Regions from separate parts of the Mus musculus genome. Here region 1 is linked to region 2. Evidence: chromatin loops called from intact Hi-C (ENCODE). Cell type or tissue: heart. All regions are shown on one strand. Each heading gives the region's core, and the rest is flanking DNA. Links, peaks and the distances in the headings are about the cores only. Region 1 holds the start of Trim14 (tripartite motif-containing 14). Region 2 holds the start of Coro2a (coronin, actin binding protein 2A).

Evidence for each region. Peaks named below come from ENCODE experiments on the same cell type or tissue, not always from the same donor. Only the 100,000 strongest peaks of a DNase experiment are listed, where the experiment ranks them.
Region 1: a loop joins it to region 2, with 2.1 times the contacts of the local background. A loop is called at or near these places in 13 of 42 quality-filtered maps.

Annotation. Positions count from the first base shown.
Region 1 is chr4:46,532,095-46,537,459 of GRCm38, reverse strand. It overlaps Trim14 (tripartite motif-containing 14), which reads left to right and starts at 1,319. Exons shown (of 6, transcript NM_029077.4): 1 at 1,319-1,580; 2 at 4,350-4,445. The coding sequence starts at 1,380. It overlaps Coro2a (coronin, actin binding protein 2A), which reads left to right. Exons shown (of 12, transcript NM_001164804.1): 12 at 1-523. Gm16731 (predicted gene, 16731) reads right to left here and starts at 1,559. Exons shown (of 4, transcript NR_151695.1): 1 at 1,397-1,559; 2 at 137-289. In heart, for the core only: a CTCF peak has its summit at 1,214; DNase peaks (open chromatin) are centred at 1,449, 1,489, 2,179 and 2,819; H3K4me3 peaks cover 2,477 bases; H3K27me3 peaks cover 4,639 bases.
Region 2 is chr4:46,599,870-46,605,234 of GRCm38, reverse strand. Coro2a (coronin, actin binding protein 2A) reads left to right here and starts at 3,306. Exons shown (of 12, transcript NM_001164804.1): 1 at 3,306-3,418. Tbc1d2 (TBC1 domain family, member 2) reads left to right here. Exons shown (of 13, transcript NM_198664.3): 13 at 1-845. In heart, for the core only: a CTCF peak has its summit at 2,989 (motif pointing left); DNase peaks (open chromatin) are centred at 3,164 and 3,804; H3K4me3 peaks cover 1,485 bases; H3K27ac peaks cover 905 bases; H3K27me3 peaks cover 5,000 bases.

The sequences.
Region 1 (5,365 bases), core at 304-5,303, 68 kb after region 2:
GCCCCCTGACACAGTGACCACCCAAGCAGCAAAGCCGCCCTCGGCTCCTTCCTTCTTGCCTTGGGAGCTTTCTTTCTGATGACTCAGGAACTTTGTGTGAATGAGGGAGAACGCTTGGAGATGAGCTTGTACCCACCTTAGCTCTACAATAATTCTGCTTCCTAGAACAAAACTTGAGGTTGTATCCCAGAGGGAAACGGGAATCAAGATACGGACCTATGCTTTTCATATGAAACCGTGCCTGAAGCCGTTTGAGTGATTGTTTGAATGTTTCTTAAATTCCTTGTACCTTTGTAAAAAAGTAAATAAAAAAATAATTAAGAAATAAAAGTTAAAATAGACACAGAATCGTGCAATGTAAGAATATGACAATCTACTGTGGGTGGTAATTCCTGCCTGTAATCCCAGTTCATGGAAGGCTGAGGCAGGAAGATTGAAAATTCCAGACCAGCTTGGGCAAAGGAGTCTAAGACTCTGCCTCAACCAAAATAATAATAAATAATAACACCAGACTCGATATTGCAATGCTTGGCGATTTCCTTTTTGTTAATTCGTTCTACAAGTACCAATTTAGCACTAGGTGTCTGGACCAGATGATACCGGACCAGGTTGGCAAACTGGTCAGTAAGGTCCGAATACCCTTGAAGTGCTTCCACTTGTGTTTGAGAGAATTCGTGAGGGGCAGGATGGGGCAGGGTGGTCAGGCGGCTGTGGGTGGAGAATGGACGCTTCCTGAAGAAGGAGATAAGCCACACCTCCATGTGATTGGGGGACAGTGAGCAGCAGCTATACCTTAAGCAAGAACTGCAAAATGCCCCGGCTAGAAACAGGGTGGGTCATTCACCCATCAAGGCAAGAGAAATCAGAACATCTTCAGGGCCTGGGGCTTTGAAGTTTTAGCCTGAAGATAATTGGGGCTTCTTGGAAGTATGTTCCAACTTCACCCCCACCTGCCCCCACATGGCTGACCATAGGGAGGAAGCACTACAGGAAAAGAACAAAATGAGGTGTAGAAAATGTAGGCCCTCTGGGCAGGCCACACCACCTACTACGCACCTCCGCAGTTTGCCAGAAGCCCAACATCATCAACAAGCGGGAAGCCAACCTTCCAGTGAGCCCATCAGTGCAAGCACCCGCGTTCCTATCTATAGTGACCTCCTCCTCCTCAAGGTGAGAAAGAGTGGAAGGATGCTGTGCCGCGGATCCAGCACTAGGTGGGACCAAGCATCAACTCTCCAGCAGGTCATCGCCCCTCCAGTTTGCCACTGGGAGCTGGGTCGCCCGCCCCGCCCCGCCCCGCCCCTCCCCGAGCAAGGTTTCGATTTCTGCACCAACCCAACCCGACCACACTGCACAGAGAACAGCGGTTGCCACTGAGAATGGCGAGCGAGACTACCGAGGCGCGGGCGCCCTTTCAGCCCGACGGGGCGTATGGCTGGCGCTGTCCGGAGCACAGCGAACGCCCGGCTGAGCTCTTCTGTCGCCGCTGCGGCCGCTGTGTGTGCGCGCTCTGCCCGGTTCTGGGTGCGCACCGCGGCCACCCGGTGGGCCTGGCCGAGGAGGAGGCTGTGCGTGTGCAGGTGGGAAGCCGCGAGGGCGTGCACCGCAGGTCTGGGCGGGCGGAGATTGAGCACAAGAGTAACCGTCAAAGGAGGGTCAAATCCCGTTAGGACAGGGAAACTAAAGGGGGACCCTGAGGTCCTCTAGATAGTAGACAGTAGGATCGGGAGGCAGAACCCTATGGAAGTGCAAAAGTTGCTCAAACCACCAGCGAAGCTTCCCAAGATTGGCTTGGGGTACAGGAGGCTCAAGCTGGTTAGTACTCACACGTTCTTTACCGCTTCTGCTAGGGCAACTCCCCAACCAGAGTCAAGGACGCGGGAGGGACGTTCGCCTAACAGAGCACAGGGGAGGATGAAGTTGGAAAATTGGGAGTTTACAGCCAACCTGTGATATGTAGAGAGACTATCTCAAAAGACCAGATTGTAGAAAAAGAAAACTGTATGTATGCGTGTGTTCCATGAAGCCTGGAAATGTCTCTGGACCCTGGAGTTCATAAAAGGCCATTCTGAACTGGGACCTGATGGCCTATGTTGTTTTGCTAAGTCAATAAGGTCCCTCTTCCTGCCTTGAATCCGGCTCCTCCCCCTATGCAAATACACCACTGTCCCCTCTCCCACCCCACCCACGGAAGAGGCTTGTTAATCACAGCCTTATCTTCTATAGATAACGAGAAAGCAGGACCCCCAGCCGGCTGCCCTGGCTCTGCAGAATCTATTCTCCTCTCTGCATTTGAGGAAGGCAAGCTAGCCAGAACCTTCTGAACCCCCGGGGCTGATTTTATGTTTATCTCCAAGAAGTCTTTGTAATTCTGCCCAAAGCACCTTCCTTTCTGCTCTCTCCTGACTTAACCACCCTTGACAAGACTACAACTCCAATCTGAATTGGGCCTGAGGGAGGACAGTCTGACTAGTGGAGTCCTGCCCCTGCTTCCAGAACCATCCTTCAGCAACTGTGAAATGACTGCTAATAAGGATCCTCAAATGCTGCTACTCGGAGACCCAAGGCTATGCGTCAACCTAGGCACCCTTCCTCTGTCTATCCACAGAGCCATTCCTTCATCAAGCACATACTCAGCACTCAGCGCCATGGCTTGTACCGTGAGCCAAGTCAGAAATCAGATCCTCGCCGCATCTGGATGAGTTAGTTGCCTGGTTGGTCAGGGGTAGGATAGTAGCACTGCAATGTACTACATATCATACTAGGGAGCCCAGGGTGGTGGCCAGTGAGAGCCAGAAAATAGAACTTGGGGCAGGAAGCCACGCAAGCACTTCCCCAGGGAAGTGCCATTGGGTGGACATGAGCTCTTCTGTCGCCGCTGTGGCCGCTCCGTGTGGGCGCTCTGCCGGGTTCTGGGTGCGTACCGCCGCCACCCGGTGGGCCTGGCCGAGGAGGAGGCTGTGCGCGTGCAGGTGGGAAGCCGCGAGGGCGAGCGTGCAGCGCAGGTCTGGGCGGGCGGAGTTTGAGCACAGGAGTAACCGTCAAGGAAGCGCTTTGAAGGGTAAATAGAATTTCATGGGATCAGGAGACAGAAATTCCAGTGGCTGGAGGTGGAGATCCTAAACCAGAGAGCTAGGGTATCCTTGGGCCAGCTTGAGCAATAGGTGGCTTAGATGTCCCAGATGATGAGTATGTGGAAGCTGAAGCCAAGGCTGACCCCCTTCCCTGCCCCCATTTACCACTGCGGCAAATGCTTGTTGGATGCTAACATGGCAAAGTGACCTGCACTGAGCATGTGCGGCTGGCCAGCCACTCTGATCTCATTTACTCCACACAGCAAACCTGCTTGCGATGGAGGAAACAGATTTTGAGCACATGGCTGTAGAGCGAGGACTAGGACCTAGGTTTATTCTTCCTCTAGAGCTCATAACGCCTGCCAGCCTCCTTGAGCTTCCAGCTCTCCCCTGGAAATTGACATGCCTTAGTATTATTACTCTTGGCTGATTAAGAGTCCAGACCCCGAGGGCTAGAGAGATCGCTCAGCGGTTAAGAGCACTGACTGCTCTTCCAGAGGTCCTGAGTTCAATTCCCAACAACCACATGGTGGCTCATAACCATCTGTAAAGGGATCTGGCACCCTCTTCTGGTGTGTCTGAAGACAGCTATAGTGTATTCATATACATAAAATAAATAATTCTTTTTTTAAAAAAGTTCAGGCCCCATCCCCACCCCTGTTCTCAAGAGTTAGGCCCAGGTGCCAAGTGGAAGACCAGCTGTAGAGAAGGCTAAGGTGGAAATAGCTACCCCTTGGAGGGAAGAGACCCAAACCAGGTATTAGAAAAAGCAACTTCGCCGGGCGTGGTGGCGCACGCCTTTAATCCCAGCACTCGGGAGGCAGAGGCAGGCGGATTTCTGAGTTCGAGGCCAGCCTGGTCTACAAAGTGAGCTCCAGGACAGCCAGGGCTATACAGAGAAACCCTGTCTCGAAAAACCAAAAAAAAAAAAAAAAAAAAAAAAAAGAAAAAGCAACTTCTAAAAGCAGACAAACAGAAATAGGAGCCAGGCATCCAGGCTGTGGCATCCCTGACAAAGGCCTGCGGTGCAGAGGGCCAGAGGCTCTGCTCACCCTGCATCTTATCACTTGACTTTGGGCAAACTACTCACCGGCAGAGCCCCAGGCACTTCTGCTGGAAAAGAATTCAGTGCAGCGGTGGGTTAGTGGTTTAATGAAGTGACTCAGCAGGTGGATGTCCCCTTGCCAAGCCTGGAGTTCAGTCCCTGGTGGAGAGACTAGAAGCTCGTTAGCTTGAAAGTGACAGTTTTCCTTTTTCTCCTGACCCTTCTCACAGAAGCTAATCCAGGACTGTTTAGAGTGTTTGGCAACCAAGAAGAGGCAACATGCGGACAACATAGCCCATTTGGAAGACGCCGGGGAAAGGCTCAAGGCAAGTGGATCCATCTTTTTTTTCCCCTCAGGGCAGATGTCCACATATCCCCCAGGGTCTAAGTATTCCTTAATGTGGAGCCCCGGGAAAACAAGAACTAGACTCAAAACAAGCTGGTAGGATTTGGAGCACCCATGACTTAAAGGGTCTTGAAAGAACACAAAATTAGACATTTTAGAACAAGATCACAAAGAAAGCACGCATGCAGGTGGGTGGCCCTGAAGGTCTGTTTCTCAAGCTTTGTGAAGACTCAGCCTCTGCCCCACAGCTCACTGGGCAGAGGTCCAGTTTCCTCACATCCACCAAAGCCAGGACAAGACCAGAGGAACTTGGCCCTCCATCCTCACACACCCCAAACTGCCATAAGGAAAGCAAAACAGCTCCCAGGGCAGGCAAGCAACTCTTAAGGTTCTTGGTCGTGGGATGTAGAGTGTAAATCTAGTCCCTAAATACACTCTTCCTTCAGTGTTCATACAGTGCTATTTCCTTTATGGTGTACTACAGATTGAACCCGGGGCCATGCACGTGGTAGGCAAATGTTTTATCCCACTGGGCTATTTACATTTTCAGACCTCTCTTTACCTTACTTGAGAGTGGAGTGAAAATGTGAAATTTTTATTAAAATTGGAGTCTCTGTAAAGTCTTTTTTTTAAAGAAGGATTTTATTGGCATAGATAGACTATACACAATGATAGGCTTCCTGCAACATTTTCAGACATGTATAGAATGTATTTTGATCACATTTACCCATTTCCTTCCCTTGTCTCTGCCCACTGATTTCCAACTAGCCATCCCCTGTGTATGTGGGTACCAATGAGTTCAGCTGAGGTTGCATAAAGGAACGTGGAGCATGGGAAACATTTCTGTCTTGAGGCAGGGTCTTATTAAGCTAACCAACTAGACTTGAACTTTGTCTCCAG
Region 2 (5,365 bases), core at 243-5,242:
TTGCCACCTGGATCTGTGTGTTGAGATCGCCCTGCTCATAGGGACTATCTCTACAGCCTCATGCCTAAAGCTTGCCTTCTGTTTACAGCCCACTGGGTCATCCCAGGGGAGCCCCTGCCTGCTACCCTGAGGAACCTGATGTGGACTGGACAGTGGACCTGGAGCAAGCATCCACTCTGGCCTGCATCTGGCCTGTGGGGCCAACAGGGTAGGCTTGGGAGGGGAGCAGGGCAGCAGCCCACTCGGCTCACCAGAGCCAGTTGGTAAGCAGCCTTACATGGAGGGGACATGGCTAGGTGATGACCGGCTCTCCCAAAAGCCACCACCAAAAAGCCAAAAACAGGTTGAACTGTGGGCACAGGCTGCTGGATAAACAGTGCCCTTTCTACTACTCCCCCACCAAGCCACAGCCCCCACCTCTCCTCTTCCTCAACTCTCCCTAGAGGAGAACTCTGCCAAGCACTTGCGCTTCTCCTTGGGGGACCAACGCAGCTTTCTTACCAAGCTGCACTGTGTTCCAGCAGTGCTGGGCCTTGTGTTCAGCTACTCTTGGAGCCAGGAGGCTTAACCCTGGGGGGTAAGTGTTCTGGGATTAATTGCCTCCTCCAGCCCTGAACGAGCAGGCCAAGCTCCAGTAACAGGACTCAGAGAACTTAGTGTAGTGTCACACAGAAGGGGAGGGCGGCTCTGGCCGTGACTGCCTGTGGGCATACCCACAGGGTCAACTCTAGGAAAAGAAAAGGGGGAGTCAGGTGTGGGGTACACACTTCAGATCCCAGCAGTTCCAACACTGGACTACACAGCCAAACAGTGTCTCAAAAACCAAATAAATAAGAGAAAAACGATGAGTGTCTGGGCTGCCTGAACTGGAACAGAAACAAACAAGGGGTGCGGGCGAGCCTGAGACTCTCTGGGCTGCTGCTGGGGCAGAGCCTGCCCCTCCCTCAGGGCCTGGGGCCTACCCCTAGTGTCAGGTTCCTTGCTCGCCCCACAGCTGCTGCCCCTTCCCCAGGGGCCACTGCTTCAGAGGCTGGAAGATCTGATGCCACAGCCCCACCTTCCTACCCAGAACAGAGATGGAACTCCATGATCGACCCCTCCCACCCCTGGACCAGCAGGCCTTCTCAGAGAACAAAGGGACAGGGGCCTAGAGACCCCAAAGACTGGATGTGAGAGGGATACGCCCCCAAACTACTTTGTTCAAGCTTATATCCCAAATAGACCCTTGCCCAGGGGCTATCTTCTCCCAGTACAACACACACACACACACACACACACACACACACACACACACGGCCACATTCTACAGGACAAGTAGAAAGTCAATCAGTGATGTCTCCCAACCCAACACGTCCCATAGTGTCTGACCCCATAGTGTCTGAGCAGGCCCTGGTAGGCTGTGTCCCCTTGTGTGTAACTTAGGGGTTGTCAGGGGCTGCCTTCCACACCTGAGGTAGGATTAGGAACCGGTAAGAGGACACAGGGAAAGCCCCTCCCCAGACACAGAAGAGGCATGCCAGGTTCCAGGTCTCCCCTCTGATTTACGGGTCCACGTGCCCACAGTCCCCCAGATAATCCTGTCAAACAAGCCTGTCCCAACAGACAACTGGCCTGGCACCATGAAAAAAGAGTTTCTTTTAAGATGATTTTGAAAGAGACCTTCCAAAGGAGATGATGCGAGCGGGAGCTTGGGAATGATGCTGAGAGAGAGAGGACCACCAGACCCTAGCCTCCGCCTTTACTGTGTTGGGGCATCCAGATGAGTCAGCCTGCTCCAGGGTAAAGCCAAGTCAGAAACACTGTGGTGGGCCTGGCATGGTGGCCCCAGCCTTTAGGAGGTAGACAGGAGAATGAGTTCATGGGTTCTTCTTAGTTCATAGACAGTCTAAGACCGACCTGGGCTATGTGGGACCCTCCTTAAAAAAATTAATAAATGGGCTGGTAAAATGCCTAAGAGGGTGATAGTGCTGTCTCAGGAGCCAGGCAGCCTGAGACCTGTCCCCAGGAACCATGTAAAAAGCTGAATGCAGCCCTCCTACTTGGAGATGGGAGGCATCTGATATATTGCCCGATAGCTCAGGGACAGTCAGCCAGGAATATGTAGCATTGCAGAAATAAGATGAAAGGAAAGAACTAACTTCTGAAAGTTTGCACACACACACACACACACACACACACACACACACACTCGTTAAAAAGTGACAAAAATGTTTTAGATTACCATGGACCCTTGAGGGCAAAGGTCCAACTGCTGCGGTTGTGCGCTGTGTGCTTCTGCCAGTGCAGCTCCAAGCGGGATGCAGGGGGAATTCAGACGTGGGAAACCCACAGCTCTAGGAAGAAAACCGGCCCAGGGCCCTGTGGTTCAGCAGGAACTAGAGGAAGGCTTTAGCGACTGCTGTTCTAAAGTGATCAAGGACTCACCAGAGCTGAGTGTGGTGGTGTAGTCCTACAATCCCAGCTCCTAGAGGCTGAGGGAGGAAGATGGCTAGTTCAAAGCCAACCTAAGCAATTTAGTGAACTCTTGTTTCAGAAAAAGAGGAGAGGTCTCACAGTGTAGCTCAAAGGTAGAATACTTGCCTGGCAAGCATATGCACGGTCCTAATGTTCAATCCCACCATCACAAATCATACACACACACACATTAAATTTGTTATAGAGCCTACCAAGAACTCAGCTAAAGTCTCAACTTCTTGTCTATGAAATGGGAGTATTATGACTACATTGAAGGCGTTGGTAGATCAAATGTAATAAATTGTGTTCTTAGTTAACAATATATACAATACCTACTTTGTGCCAGGTACAGTGCTAGTCTCCCTCCTCCCCCCCGCCCCCCACCAAACACATCACTACAAGACACGAAGAACACTTTCCAAGACAGGTGGTGTGGCGTGGTTATTATGAAAGATATGACGTCCTATCTTCCATATTCAGTGAGCACCCGGCTGAAAGAGGGAGCGGCTTGGACGCAGCGCCCCCTAATGGCAGCAGTGGGAAGGATCTCCCGGATGCGCAGCCGCCCTCCGCTCTCCAGTTCTCCCGCCGCCTGCAGAGCTGCGGTCCCGGCGCTCGCTGCGGGATCCAGCTTCGAGCCATCTGGGAGGCAGGCGCGATGACAGTCTCCATCTCAGCAAGGGGAAACTGAGGTTCGGGACCCGAGTCCCACCCAAAGCCTGCGGCGAGAGCGTGTCGGAGGCGAGAGTGTGTGCACGCGGGACGGGAACCGAGCTGCGGGCGACGGGCGGCGCACAGGCGGGGCCTCTCCGTCCCGCCCCGCCCCGACCCCGCCCGGCCCGGTCCCGCCCGCCGGGCTGCGCGGGGAGGCGGCGGCACTGGGCGCGGGGACTCGGCGGGCGGCGCGAAGCGCGGAGCGGGAGCCGGAGCCGCCGCCGCCGCCACCTGCGCGGCAGCCAACAAGGTAGGGTGGGACCGGGCCGGGCGGGACGCTCGCTGCGCCCGGGCTGCGGCTCTGTGGCGGGAGGGATGCTGTCCCCGGCGTCGCGGAGACCTATCCTCCAGACCCCCGCACGATCTCACACAAAGCTCTGCCCCGCTCCAGTCCTCAGTTTCCCCATCGGGATACTGGTGCGGCCGCTCCCTCAGTGGGTGACTAGGAGCAGCGACCCCCAGGTTCGCGCTCCAGAGGTTAGGGGCCAGTCCTTACCGCCCGCGCCTCTTGCGGCGGTGAGCGGCCCGCCCTGGGCGCGGCAGCCAGTCTCGACAGGCCCCGGTGTGGCCCAGGTGCCCCGTGGACCCGAGTCGTGATTGTTCCTGTCCTGGCTGGGTTACCCGCGGGGGCCTCAGCTTCCAGTCCCGGGAAACGGTGGAGGAGGAAGCATCCCTGAGTCCCTGCCGAGGCGACCTGGGCGCGCGGGTGGGGCGAGCAGTCTGCTACCCAGACCAGGCTCATCGCCTGGAGCTGGAGGAGGAGCCCCGCGCTGGCAATGGCCAGATCTCAGCCTCAGACCTGCCTGGACCCGAGCCGAGCAAACACCCACCTGCATTCGGGCAATGGAGAAGGACGTCCTGGTCCGCGCCCTGGCCAGCTGCCGGAGCCCAGTTCTGCGTACCAGCCTGGTGGGACAGGGTTGGTACTACCACACTCGGTCCTCAGTCCACTTGCCAGGAAAACAGTGTCTCCGGGGGTTGGGGGACTGAGCATGTATCTAGGGGTGCAGTGACTCCAGGATCTTTAAAGACCTCTGGTGTAGGGCTGGGAAGTTCTATAAGATGCCTTTTGATGAAGGTCTTATGTTGCATTCTTCTCGAGATGGGGACTCTCACTAGCGAAACTGGGGAATCTGGTCCCACTGTGGCTGCAATCCTGATAGTGTCCCTTAGCTAGCATGTGGCCCTTCTGTCTCAGAGCCTGCTCTTCTGCGAATGCTCCAGGGACTTGTTCATAACCACCTGTGCCTCAGCACAGGAATGTGTCCTTACACGTCCCTCGCCTCCAGACATCTCTTGAGGGATGTGGAGGGAGAGAAAGGCTTAAGCCCATCTCTGGACACTTCTGCCTCATTTCCTGACATCTGTCCCCACTAAGGAACAGGCTCAGCACCTCCTGATCGCCTGTCTCCCTCTCCCTCACCCAAGGACTTTCTTAAGGCTAAAAGAGGAGACCCTTCCCTTTCCCCAGGCCAGCGCCGGTAGTGAGCCCTACGTCATCTAAGTGTACAGGCAGAGGGCTGGGTGGGCATCATAGGGTGCTGTGCGTTGCCAGGGCCAAAGCAGTGTGGCAGGGGACCTTGCCCTGTGGCCCCAACCTGGAGCTTCGCTGCAAATGAGTGTTATTATCCCCTCATAAAGGGAGACTAAGTATAAGTGTGGCTGCCAGAGCCCAGCGCCAGCTCGAAAGCCTAAGTACCACCTGAGTCCCCTGTCATTGGGAACGTTTGTGATCTGGGAGGCTACAGTGATGGCGCATGAGCAGGCAGGTCCTGATTATTACAAAGTCATCCCGAACTTTAAAAATGTACTGTGGAGTTGTGGATTCTCTGACCTGAAAGGGTCTCTAGAAACCATCTCATCCCAGGCCCTTATTCTAGGGGCAGTCTAGAAACCGTCTATCTCATCCAACGCTCGTATTCTATGGGCATATAATCACCTGTCCCAGGAGGGGGTGTGCCTGGTAAAGGCCACACAACAAACCAGCCAGGAATCCTAATTCCAAGAATGGGGTGCTTAGCAGCTAGGGTGCAGCTCAGTCGGCAGAGTTCCATCCCCAAAACCGAATCGACCGAACTTGGAGATTCACTTGGAGGATGGGGAATTCATCCACCAAAGCCAGGCTATCCTCTGCTACAAATGGAGATCAAGGATAGCCTGGGGTACATGAGACCCAAGGGGTGGGGGTGGGGACATA